Linked DNA regions of Homo sapiens: region 2 is linked to region 1. The links are chromatin contacts, found by Hi-C or POLR2A ChIA-PET in ENCODE. All regions are on one chromosome and are shown on one strand. The core of a region is the stretch at or near the end of the contact, and the rest is flanking DNA. Distances in the headings are between cores, read along the strand shown.

What was found. Hi-C counts contacts between places; a loop is a spot of excess contacts on that map. ChIA-PET counts read pairs that join two places held with the same protein, here RNA polymerase II (POLR2A). Pooled maps may share reads with other maps.
Region 2: a map of CD8-positive, alpha-beta T cell shows a loop between it and region 1 (9-fold over the local background). The contact joins the promoter of ZNRD2 here to the promoter of SAC3D1 in region 1. A Hi-C loop is called at or near these places in 1 of 168 maps with a recorded cell type or tissue (CD8-positive, alpha-beta T cell), 1 of 37 single-sample maps with no recorded cell type and 8 of 50 pooled maps. POLR2A ChIA-PET finds 5 or more read pairs at or near these places in 2 of 52 experiments (GM12878 and activated CD4-positive, alpha-beta T cell).

Annotation. Positions count from the first base shown.
Region 1 is chr11:65,038,508-65,043,798 of GRCh38, forward strand. SAC3D1 (SAC3 domain containing 1) reads left to right here and starts at 2,703. Exons shown (of 2, transcript NM_013299.4): 1 at 2,703-3,359. The coding sequence starts at 2,786. SNX15 (sorting nexin 15) reads left to right here. Exons shown (of 8, transcript NM_013306.5): 7 at 65-322; 8 at 1,179-2,065. The coding sequence ends at 1,285. ARL2-SNX15 (ARL2-SNX15 readthrough (NMD candidate)) reads left to right here. Exons shown (of 11, transcript NR_037650.2): 10 at 65-322; 11 at 1,179-2,065. RefSeq lists enhancers at 303-352, 423-542 and silencers at 2,622-3,301, 3,322-3,371.
Region 2 is chr11:65,567,817-65,573,107 of GRCh38, forward strand. It overlaps ZNRD2 (zinc ribbon domain containing 2), which reads left to right and starts at 2,661. Exons shown (of 4, transcript NM_006396.3): 1 at 2,661-2,694; 2 at 2,788-2,939; 3 at 3,070-3,154; 4 at 3,575-4,072. The coding sequence starts at 2,676. The coding sequence ends at 3,918. It overlaps ZNRD2-DT (ZNRD2 divergent transcript), which reads right to left and starts at 2,597. Exons shown (of 1, transcript NR_038923.1): 1 at 1,404-2,597. It overlaps FAM89B (family with sequence similarity 89 member B), which reads left to right and starts at 4,722. Exons shown (of 2, transcript NM_001098785.2): 1 at 4,722-5,144. The coding sequence starts at 4,854. RefSeq lists enhancers at 2,019-2,738, 2,749-2,978 and a silencer at 4,593-5,042.

The DNA.
Region 1 (5,291 bases), core at 1,453-3,952:
GTTGGGCAGAGGGCCTGGGAAAGGAAGGGCCAGTCTGGTCCGAGTCCTCCCTTTCTAACTGCAGAAGGCGCAGCCCCCAGCCCCACCCATGTGGCTGAGCTGGCAACGATGGAGGTGGAGTCTGCAAGGCTGGACCAGGAACCCTGGGAGCCAGGAGGGCAGGAGGAGGAAGAGGATGGGGAAGGAGGGCCCACCCCTGCCTACCTAAGCCAGGCCACAGAGCTCATCACCCAGGCCCTGCGGGATGAGAAGGCAGGCGCTTACGCTGCTGCACTCCAGGGCTATCGAGACGGCGTGCACGTCTTGCTTCAGGGAGTCCCCAGTGAGTAGGGACTGAGGGTGGAGGGTCAGGCCTGGGTCCCAGGTGGGGCAGTGATGAAGGGAGCAAAAAAACAAGCAAATCACGGATCAGGAGCCCTTTTACTCCTCACTGACCAGCTGTGTAACCTGGGCAGATTTTTGTTTCTGTTTTTTTGTTGTTGTTGTTTTTAACCTCTTGTGGCCTCAGTTTTCTTCTTCCTCTTTTTTTTTTTTTTTTTTTGAGACAGAGTCTTGCTCTTGTTGCAGGCTGGAGTGCACAATCTCGGCTCACTGCAACCTCCGCCCCCCAGGTTCAAGTGATTCTACTGCCTCAGCCTCCCGACTAGCTGGGATTACAGGCGCCCACCACCATGCCTGGCTAATTTTTGAATTTTTATTTTTTATTTATTTTTATTTATTTATTTTTATTTTTTGAGACAGAGTCTCGCTCTGTCGCCCAGGCTGGAGTGCAGTGGCACAATCTTGGCTCACTGCAACCTCCACCTCCCAGGTTCAAGCCATTCTCCTGCCTCAGCCTCCTGAGTAGCTGGGATTACAGGCACGTGCCACCACGCCCAGCGAATTTTTGTAGTTTTAGTAGAGATGGGCTTTCACCATGTTGGTCAGGCTGGTCTCGAACCCCTGACCTCGTGATCCACCCACCTCGGCCTCCCAAAGTGCTGGGATTACAGGCGTGAGCCACCGCGCCCAGCATGGCCTCAGTTTTCTTATTTGTAGACTGAGGAGAATGGATGCTGGGCCCCAGAGAGGAGGGAAAAGCACATGGTGATGCTCTGCGAATTGTAAAGGACCCGACCAGGGGTTCTGACCAGGCCAGTGGTGCCCAGGTGCCTCAGCTGAGCATTCTCTCTCCACAGGTGACCCGTTGCCTGCCCGCCAGGAAGGTGTGAAGAAGAAGGCAGCTGAGTACCTGAAGCGGGCAGAGGAGATCCTGCGCCTGCACCTGTCTCAACTCCCACCCTAACAGGGAGTGGGCCATTCCCTGGGACTCTCGCTCCTGCACTGCCAGCCCCTTCTCCTCTCCCCAGGGCCTGGCCCTACCTCCTGGTCTTGTAATTACAGGAGCCATTTCTGTAGGTAACTGGACCAAGAATGAGAAAAATAATGAATTCTTAGCTCCCTGATTACACCTGCCACCTTGGAATCAAGGACTCACACTTCTGACCCTGCCTGTCTTTTTGGGGTTTTTTTGAGTTGGAGTCTCGCTGTGTCGCCCAGACTGGAGTGCAGTGGTGGGATCGCGGCTCACTGCAACCTCCACCTCCCAGGTTCAAGCAGTTCTCCTGTCTCAGCCTCCCCAGTAGCTGAGATTGCAGGCACATGCCACCACGCCCAGCTAATATTTTGTATTTTCAGTAGGGACGGGGTTACACCATGTTGGCCAGGCTGGTCTCGAACTCCTGACCTCAAGTGATCCACCCGCCTCAGTCTCCCAAAGTGCTGAGATTACAGGCATGAGTCACTACGCCCGGCCCATGTCTGTCTGTCTTGATGTGTGAGCAGCAGCTGTGGTCATTAAACCATTAGTTTACCCCTCTAGAACTGGGGTCTGCAAACTCCCACCTGCAGCCAAATCTGGCCCACCTCCTTTTTAATGTAAGGGCTGTGAGAGTGGTTTTTACTTTTTTTAATGATTAAAAAAATCAAAATAATATTCTGTGACAATGACAGGTGAAATTTATATGTGACAAGTGAAAATTATATGAAATTTAAGAGTCCATAAATAAAATTTGTTGGAACACAACCAGGCTAATTCATTTAGTATTGTGATAGCTGCTTTCGCGCTACACTGGCAGTTGAAACAGTTGCAGAGTTGAGTCTTTGCCGCCTGCAAATCCCAAAACATTTACAACCTGGCCCTTTGCAGAAAACATTTGCTGGCCCCTGAGCTAGAAAATAGGGAGCATAGTCTCAGGGAAATAGAGGACAAGCCGATGGAGCCGGTTTATTGGGTGGAAGGGACGAAGGAGAGGAACCCAAAGCCCGGGTACTTGTCTCAGAGGCCCCAAAGCCAAATCCTGATTGCTCAGCGGGCTGGAAGGCGTGGCCTCAGCCCCGCCCCGCCCCGCCTCACCACAAAGCGGTTGGTTGCGGCAGGGACTACACCGGTGTATCATGGGAGCGGCCCGGGCTACACGTTAAAAACACTAAGGGGAGCGCGCGAAGCTGAACTTGGCGCTCGATGGGGGCCGTTAGCCGCCCTAGAGCGCGCGGAGCCGCAGAGGCGTAGCTGGACTACAACGCAGTGCATCTCGGGAGGCCAACTCGACTGGACTGGGTGAGAGGACAGAGGTGGCTCGATGGGCGGCCCGAAGGCCGGGGATCATGGCGGGAAGGCGGGCCCAGACAGGTTCAGCCCCGCCCCGACCCGCCGCTCCCCACCCCCCGGCCGGCCTCGCGTGCCTTCCCGCAGCACTGCCGTCCCCGGGATGCTGAGCGCCCACCGTCTCCCCGCAGCCCCCTCATGCCCGGCTGCGAGCTGCCCGTGGGCACCTGCCCGGACATGTGCCCGGCCGCCGAGCGCGCCCAGCGCGAAAGGGAGCACCGCCTGCACCGCTTGGAGGTGGTGCCGGGTTGCCGCCAGGACCCGCCCCGCGCGGATCCGCAGCGCGCGGTGAAGGAGTACAGCCGACCCGCCGCCGGCAAGCCCCGGCCCCCGCCCAGCCAGTTGCGTCCGCCCTCCGTGCTGCTGGCCACCGTGCGCTACCTGGCCGGTGAGGTGGCGGAGAGCGCCGACATCGCCCGCGCCGAGGTGGCCAGCTTCGTGGCAGACCGCTTGCGAGCTGTGCTCCTGGACCTGGCGCTGCAGGGAGCGGGCGACGCCGAGGCAGCTGTGGTGCTGGAGGCGGCGCTGGCCACGCTGCTGACCGTAGTGGCGCGGCTCGGGCCCGACGCGGCGCGGGGACCCGCGGACCCGGTGCTGCTGCAGGCCCAGGTGCAGGAGGGCTTCGGCTCGCTGCGGCGCTGCTACGCGCGGGGCGCCGGGCCGCACCCCCGCCAACCCGCCTTCCAGGGCCTCTTTCTGCTCTATAACCTGGGTGAGTCGGGATCCTGGCGGCTGGGCAGAGCGTGGGGACAGGAGCCCACCATGACAGTGGAGGTAGGGAAAGGAAGGATTAGCTTTAACATCTCACCATTAGCCCCCTCCCAGGACAGCACAAGATCCACCGAGCCCCGACGTGGGACCTCGGGCCCATCTCTGGGTCTTAGTTGTCTCAGGAATAAAAGTGGAGGGGGCAAGGGTGGAAAGGGAGAATTGGTCTAAATAGTGATTTTCAAACTTTTTTTTTTTTGAGTCTCGCTCTGTCGCCCAGGCTGGAGTGCAGTGGCGCGATCTCGGCTCACTGCAACCTCCGCCTCCCTGGGTCAAGCGATTCTTCTGCCTCAGCCTCCTGAGTAGCTGGGATCACAGGCGCGCGCCACCACACCCAGCTAATTTTTGTATTTAGTAGAGACGGGGGTTTCACCATGTTGGTCAGGCTGGTCTCGAACTCCTGACCTCGTGATCCGCCCACCTTGGCCTCACAAAGTGCTGGGATTACAGGCGTGAGCCACCGCGCCCGGCTGATTTTCAAACTCTTTTAACCTCCCCGCCCAGTCAGGGTTACCAAGCAAACAAGAACACATATGCCCACGAATATACCTGAGACAGAAGTTTAAGGCATTAGAGATACTTTCTATGGGCGATGCATTCCAATAAACTCTTATTATTTGTTTCTTTCTTTGTTTTTGAGACAGAGTCTAGCTCTGTCGCCCAGGCTGGAGTGCGGTGGCATGATCTTGCCTAACTGCAACCTCCGCCTCCCGGGTTCAGGCTATTCGCCTGCGTCAGCCTCCCAAAGAGCTGGGACTACAGGCGTGCACCACCACACCCGGCTAGTGTTTGGATATTTAGTAGAGACAGGCCAACACCATGTTGGCCATGCTGGTCTCGAACTCCTGACCTCAAAATGATAGCTCACCTCTGCCTCCCAAAGTGCTGGGATTACAGGCGTGAGTCACTGCACCCGGCCTGTTTGTGTTTTTTGAGACAGGGTCTCACTCTTGCCCAGGCTGGAGTACAGTGGCTTAATTATAGTTCACTGCAGCCTCAACCTCGTGGGCTCAAGGGATCCTTCTGCCTCAGCCTTCCAAGTAGCTGGGACCACAGATGTATGCAATCACACCCGGCTAACTTAAAAAAATTTTTTTTGTAGAGATGGGATCTCGCATGTTGCCACTCGAATTCCTGGGCTCAAGTGATCCTCCTGCCCCACCCTCCCAAGTAGCCGGGTGTGGCCATCATGCCCAGTGAATGGTTTATTTTTGTCCACACTGTTCCTCTGAAGAAGGCATGGTAATTATCCCTGGTCTAGTGGGGGAAGAAATCGAAGCCCAGGGTGGTGAGGTGACTTGCCTGTTGACACAGCACTGGTTAACAGTAGTAGTGGCAGGACCATGATTTTCTTTTCTTTTAATTTTTTAAAATTTATTTTTATATAGGGATTGGAGTCTTGCCATGTTGACCAGGTTGCTCTCAAACTCCTGGGCTAAAGTGATCCTACCGCGTTGGCCTCCCAAAGTGCTGGGATTACAGGCATGAGCCACTGTGCCCAAATAAGCTCTGTTCTGGCTGGGCCCTCTCTACTAAAAATGCAGAAATTAGCTGGGTGTGGTGGTGCATACCCGTAATCCCAGCTACTCAGGAGGCTGATGCAGGGGAATCACCTGAACCTGGGAGGTAGTGGAGATTGCAGTGAGCCAAGAGCCACTATACTTCAGCCTGGGTGACAAAGCAAGTCTGTCTCAAAAAAAAAAAAAAAAAAAAAAAAAAAAGGCCCTGCCCTATACAATTTTAACAAAATGCTGTTGACTTCACAACCTACTTATTGGTCAGAAGCCCCAGTTTACAAATGAGGGCCAAGGTTCCAGTGTCTGAGACTCTTCCAGAAGGGAAGCAAGGGCAGAGTCTCCTGAAGGAAGGGGCCTTC
Region 2 (5,291 bases), core at 1,411-3,910, 530 kb after region 1:
AGGCATAAGTGGCCCCATTTTTATTTTGAGTCAGGGTCTCGCTCTGTCACCCAGGTTGCAATGCAGAAGCCTGATCATGGCCCACTGCAGCCTGGATCTCCTGGGCTGGGAGCAATCCTCCCACTCAGCCTCCTGAGTAGCTGGGACTACAAGTGCATGCTACTGCACCAGCTAATTTAAAAAATACATATATTTCTTAGAGATGGGTTCTTACTATGCTGTCCAGGCTGGTCTCAAGCAATCCTCCTGCATGTCCTCCCAGAGTGCTGAGATTATAGGTGTGAGCCACAGCACCTGGTCTACTGGCCCTGTTTTACAGATGAGAAATTGAAGTCCACAGCGATGAAGTAAACTACTCCAGGTGATACAGTAAATAGATCCAGGATCAAACCCAGGCCTGCCTCATTCCAGTTCTGCGTCTTGTCCACCCTACAGTGGAACTTAAGATGGTGAGAGGCCCTGAGAGGAGAAAAGGGACAAGAGTCCTCTTGAGCAGTGGGAGAAGAGGGATGCAGGAAGGATGGGAGATGTGTGTGCATCTCTCTATGTGTTGTCTGGATTTGGGGGGTCAAGGACCAGATTTATAGGACCTTGGAGACCATAACAAGGACTTTGGATTTTTGTCTAAGTGTGATGGGAGATGCCAAATGGCTTTTTTTTTTTTTAGATAGAGTCTCACTCTGTTGCCCAGGCTGGAGTGCAGTGGTGTGATCTCGGCTCACTGCAACTTCTGCCTCCCGGTTCAAGCAATTCTCCTGGTTCAGCCTCCCGAGTAGCTGGGATTACGGGCGCCCGCCACCACACCTGGCTAATTTTTGTATTTTTAGTAGAGAAGGGGTTTCACTATGTTGGCCAGGCTGGTCTTGAACTCCTGATCTCAAGACATCTGCCCGCCTCGGCCTCCCAATGTGCTGGGGTTACAGGCGTGAGCCACAGTATCGGGCAGCCAGATGGTTTTTAGTACAAGAACGACACTGTATTTTAAAATAATTATTCAGTTTCCTGCTTATGTGGGGATATGTAAGGTTGTCATGAGGAGTAAATTGGAGAGATTAAGTGAGAGGACTCATGTAAGGCTCTTTGTAGGTGCGAGGCAGAATAGACAGTTGAGTGGATATTGGCCATGATGGTGACATAGTCGGCGCACTGAGGAATTCAGGGTAGGGCTGGGAGCTGGAGACGGTAATAACCTGGGGGTCTGTGCATACAGGCTGGAGTCCAAGAGATGGTTCAGAGACAGTTCCTCTAGTCAGCCTCAGGCTAGGTGCTGTGGCTCTTCGCTGTAATCCCAGCACTTTGGGAGGCTGAGGTGTGAGGATCACTTGAGTCCAGGAGTTGGAGACCAGCCTGGGCAACATGACGAAACCCCATCTCTACAAAAAATACAAACCAAACCAAACAAACACACAAAAAACGGTGGCTCTATTCAGCCTGATAGAAACGACTTGTGGTACAGGCCCTAAGTCAGGTACGCTGCTGCCCAAGAGCCTGACTGGTAGATGGAGATGTGAAAGGGACACAGGGCTCTCCACGTAAGCAGGAGGCAGCAAGAATGACAGTTCCAGGGGTTCTACGTGGAAGGAAGAGGGGGCCAGGAGGAAGGGACTTCAGGTCAGATTGAGGGGGCATGTGCCATCCGGAAGAGGAGAATGTCGATGTAACTGTGAAAGTCCAAGTCCTAGCTGCTTTTCCACTGCCCTGGTGTACAACCTCAGGCCCTGCAGACTGCACATCTGAGGACCCCTGCCTGCCCTGTCTGGCTTCTCTGAATCTAATAAGGGAGAAGATGCGTTTGAAAAAGAACACGGAAGAGGGAGAGAGAAAAAAAGCACCAAGGTCCATGTTCAGAGAGCCCTGGTAATTTTAACTTGCAACTCACCCAAGAAGAGCCTAATGGTCGCAAGAGTATGTAGGAAGGCCCCAACCCGACCCGGCCCAGCACGCAGCACCCAAGGGCGGCTGGAAGCGCAATGCGCGTGCCCAGTACAGCGCTATTCAGTCTGCAGGCTTTTTGAGGATTTCAACTTCAAAGAACGGTCGGCTTCGGGGCGAACTTTGCTTCAGTTCCAGGCCTCGGGAGGCAGCGAGGAGACAGACTGGGACACCGAGCATGCAGAAGGGGAGTGGTCTTGAAATACGCGGAAAGGGAGAATGCACCCCTCCTGGCCAGCCTTGCCGGGCGAAGTGAGAAGTACTGAGGCCTGAGAAGGCTCCACGCGTGCGCAAAGGGCCGCTCGCTGTGATTACTGGGGTGGCGATGGTTGTGATGACGCCGCTGCCCCGCCTGCGCCGAAAGGGAAACCCCAGGGGAGGCGGAGGCCAGCGGGGATTTCTGAAGCCAAGTGGTCCCCTTCATCCACGACGGACAGGAAGGGCGACCCCCTGAGGCCACTTCCAGGTCTTGCGACCGGAGGAGAGTTACCAAGGAGACGCTCCTCCCGAGGCCTCGCGCGTCGGAAGCTTCTGTCCCCTGGATTCCGGTTGACGGACGCGTCCCCCGAGCAGGTTCTCGGTAGCAGCCGACACGCCCCACCCCGGGCACAGCGAGGTCTGAGGACCACGCTAAGGCGTCACGTCCGCCCTGATCCGCGGCAGCTATGGAACGGGCGGAGCCGCAGCGGAGGGCGCTCCGCTTTGACGTCACTTCCTGTGAGCCCGGCGGTGACAACGGCAACATGGCCCTGAACGGAGCTGGTGAGGACCTGGGCGGCAGGGGTTTGTGGCTGTGAGGTACGGGAGGCAGCCCACTCCGGCAAGACCCCCAGTCCCTATGCCTCTCTTCCCCAGAAGTCGACGACTTCTCCTGGGAGCCCCCGACTGAGGCGGAGACGAAGGTGCTGCAGGCGCGACGGGAGCGGCAAGATCGCATCTCCCGGCTCATGGGCGACTATCTGCTGCGCGGTTACCGCATGCTGGGCGAGACGTGTGCGGACTGCGGGGTGAGGCGAGACTCGGGCGAGTGACCGGGGATGGGTCCGCGGGCCAGGCCACTCAGCCCTTCCCCGGCCCTCCCCTCTGGACCCCATTGCCGGCGTCTCATTCCGGCCCCGTGTGCTTTTTGGTCCGTAGACGATCCTCCTCCAAGACAAACAGCGGAAAATCTACTGCGTGGCTTGTCAGGAACTCGACTCAGACGTGGATAAAGATAATCCCGGTAAGAGTAAAAAATAATCCGGGAGAGGGGCCGGATATGCTTAGGGGGGAAGCGTGGTTAAGTGGTGATAGAGGCCCGAGAACAGTAGGGCTGAGAGGTGACAGTGGAGTCTCTGGGTGGGGTAGAAGTAAAATTATTTCTCCTTTAGGCTCTAAAGAGGACCCTTAACTCAATAAGAGCACCAAGCACCTCCTGTGTGCCAGCCACTGCGCGAGAGTCTGAGCTCAACCAGGCCCAGTACTGATGGAGAATTGAAGCTAGGGCATAAATGTGATACAAAGTAGAAAGTGGATGAGTTGCCTTATAGAGGGACAGGGAAAACACCTCAAGCACAGAAAGAGCAGAGCAGAAAAGGAGATGGCTCAGGGCTGAGGTGGGCCAGGCATCCTGACCATTCCACCCACTTTCTCCTCTTTTTAGCTCTGAATGCCCAGGCTGCCCTCTCCCAAGCTCGGGAGCACCAGCTGGCCTCAGCCTCAGAGCTCCCCCTGGGCTCTCGACCTGCGCCCCAGCCCCCAGTACCTCGTCCGGAGCACTGTGAGGGAGCTGCAGCAGGACTCAAGGCAGCCCAGGGGCCACCTGCTCCTGCTGTGCCTCCAAATACAGATGTCATGGCCTGCACACAGACAGCCCTCTTGCAGAAGCTGACCTGGGCCTCTGCTGAACTGGGCTCTAGCACCTCCCTGGAGACTAGCATCCAGCTGTGTGGCCTTATCCGCGCATGTGCGGAGGCCCTGCGCAGCCTGCAGCAGCTACAGCACTAAGAGAAGCCCCTGAGAAAAACCCTCTAGAAAAACAGCTGTTCCTCTGTGTGGTTTGTTTTTTTCCTGGTTCCAAGTGTGCATGCCAGCCCCAGCTCCACTCACCTTTTTCCAGCTTTTGGCCTCTTCACCTCTCCACTCTGCTCTCCTTGACGCCCTGAGATGAGTTGAGCTTGTTTCTTCTCAGTTTCCCCAGTCAGGATGAGGGAGTAGGTAGAGGACTATGTGATGCCCCTTTTCTAAGGAAGAAGCCATAGCCTTTTCAAAGGTAGCAGCCAGAGGGGTGGACCCTAGCCTTGTCTCTGGCAGCACCTCTGCAGCCTCTTCCGCCATCTGGTGTCCATTCCCCACCTGGAAGTGAGGTTTTGTGTTCCGATCCCCTTGATAGATTCCCCTCCTTCCCCTGAGCATCCTGACCCTATCAGCCTATCCCATCTCATGCCCACCCCAGGTACTCAGACACCGACAGGAGTTTGTGGTGACCCCAGCGTCAGGTGGCACGTTAGGCACCAAGTGTGGACTTGCCAGTCTCCTGACTCCACTGTTAGATCATTTTCCTTGGGTGTGGGGGCGGGGCGGGGCGCGGCGGGGAGACGGGGTAGCAAAAAGAACCGTGAAGAAACCACGCCTGCCCCCTTCAGCCTTTTCCCCCCTCCGCCGCATTTTTCCATCTCCCCTTGAGTGAGTGGATGTCCCGTTGCCTTTTCTCAGCTTTGCGCGACGTGGTCCCACAACCGTTGCCTTTTTAAGAGAGGCCCGGCCCATCCAGAGGGGGTGGGGCAGAGGCGGAGTCTGAGGAGCTGGGGAAGGAACAAAGCGAGGCCTGCGGGCGGCGGCTGGGCTCCGGCGGGGCCGCGGGGTGCGGGGCCTGCGGGCGGCGGCCCGGGCGGAGCGTTGGAGGGAAGGAGGTGGCATCGCCGTCCGCGCCGGCCCCGGCCATGAACGGGCTGCCCTCGGCAGAGGCGCCGGGCGGGGCGGGCTGCGCTTTGGCCGGGCTCCCACCGCTGCCGCGCGGCCTCAGCGGCCTCCTTAATGCGAGCGGGGGCTCGTGGCGGGAGCTGGAGCGCGTCTACAGCCAGCGCAGCCGCATCCACGACGAGCTGAGCCGCGCCGCCCGCGCCCCGGACGGGCCCCGCCACGCCGCCGGCGCCGCCAACGCGGGACCCGCAGCCGGCCCGCGTCGTCCTGTCAACCTCGACTCAGCGCTGGCCGCGCTGCGCAAGGAGATGGTGAGTGGGTGGGCGCCGGGCCAGCTGGGCGGGGGGCTGACGCGGAGGAACGCAGGGGACTGGGACAGGCGGCCTGGGTCTCAGAGGACTTGCAGGCACCAGTTGGGTTGCAAGGGTTATGGTAACAATAATTAGTGATAGTTACCA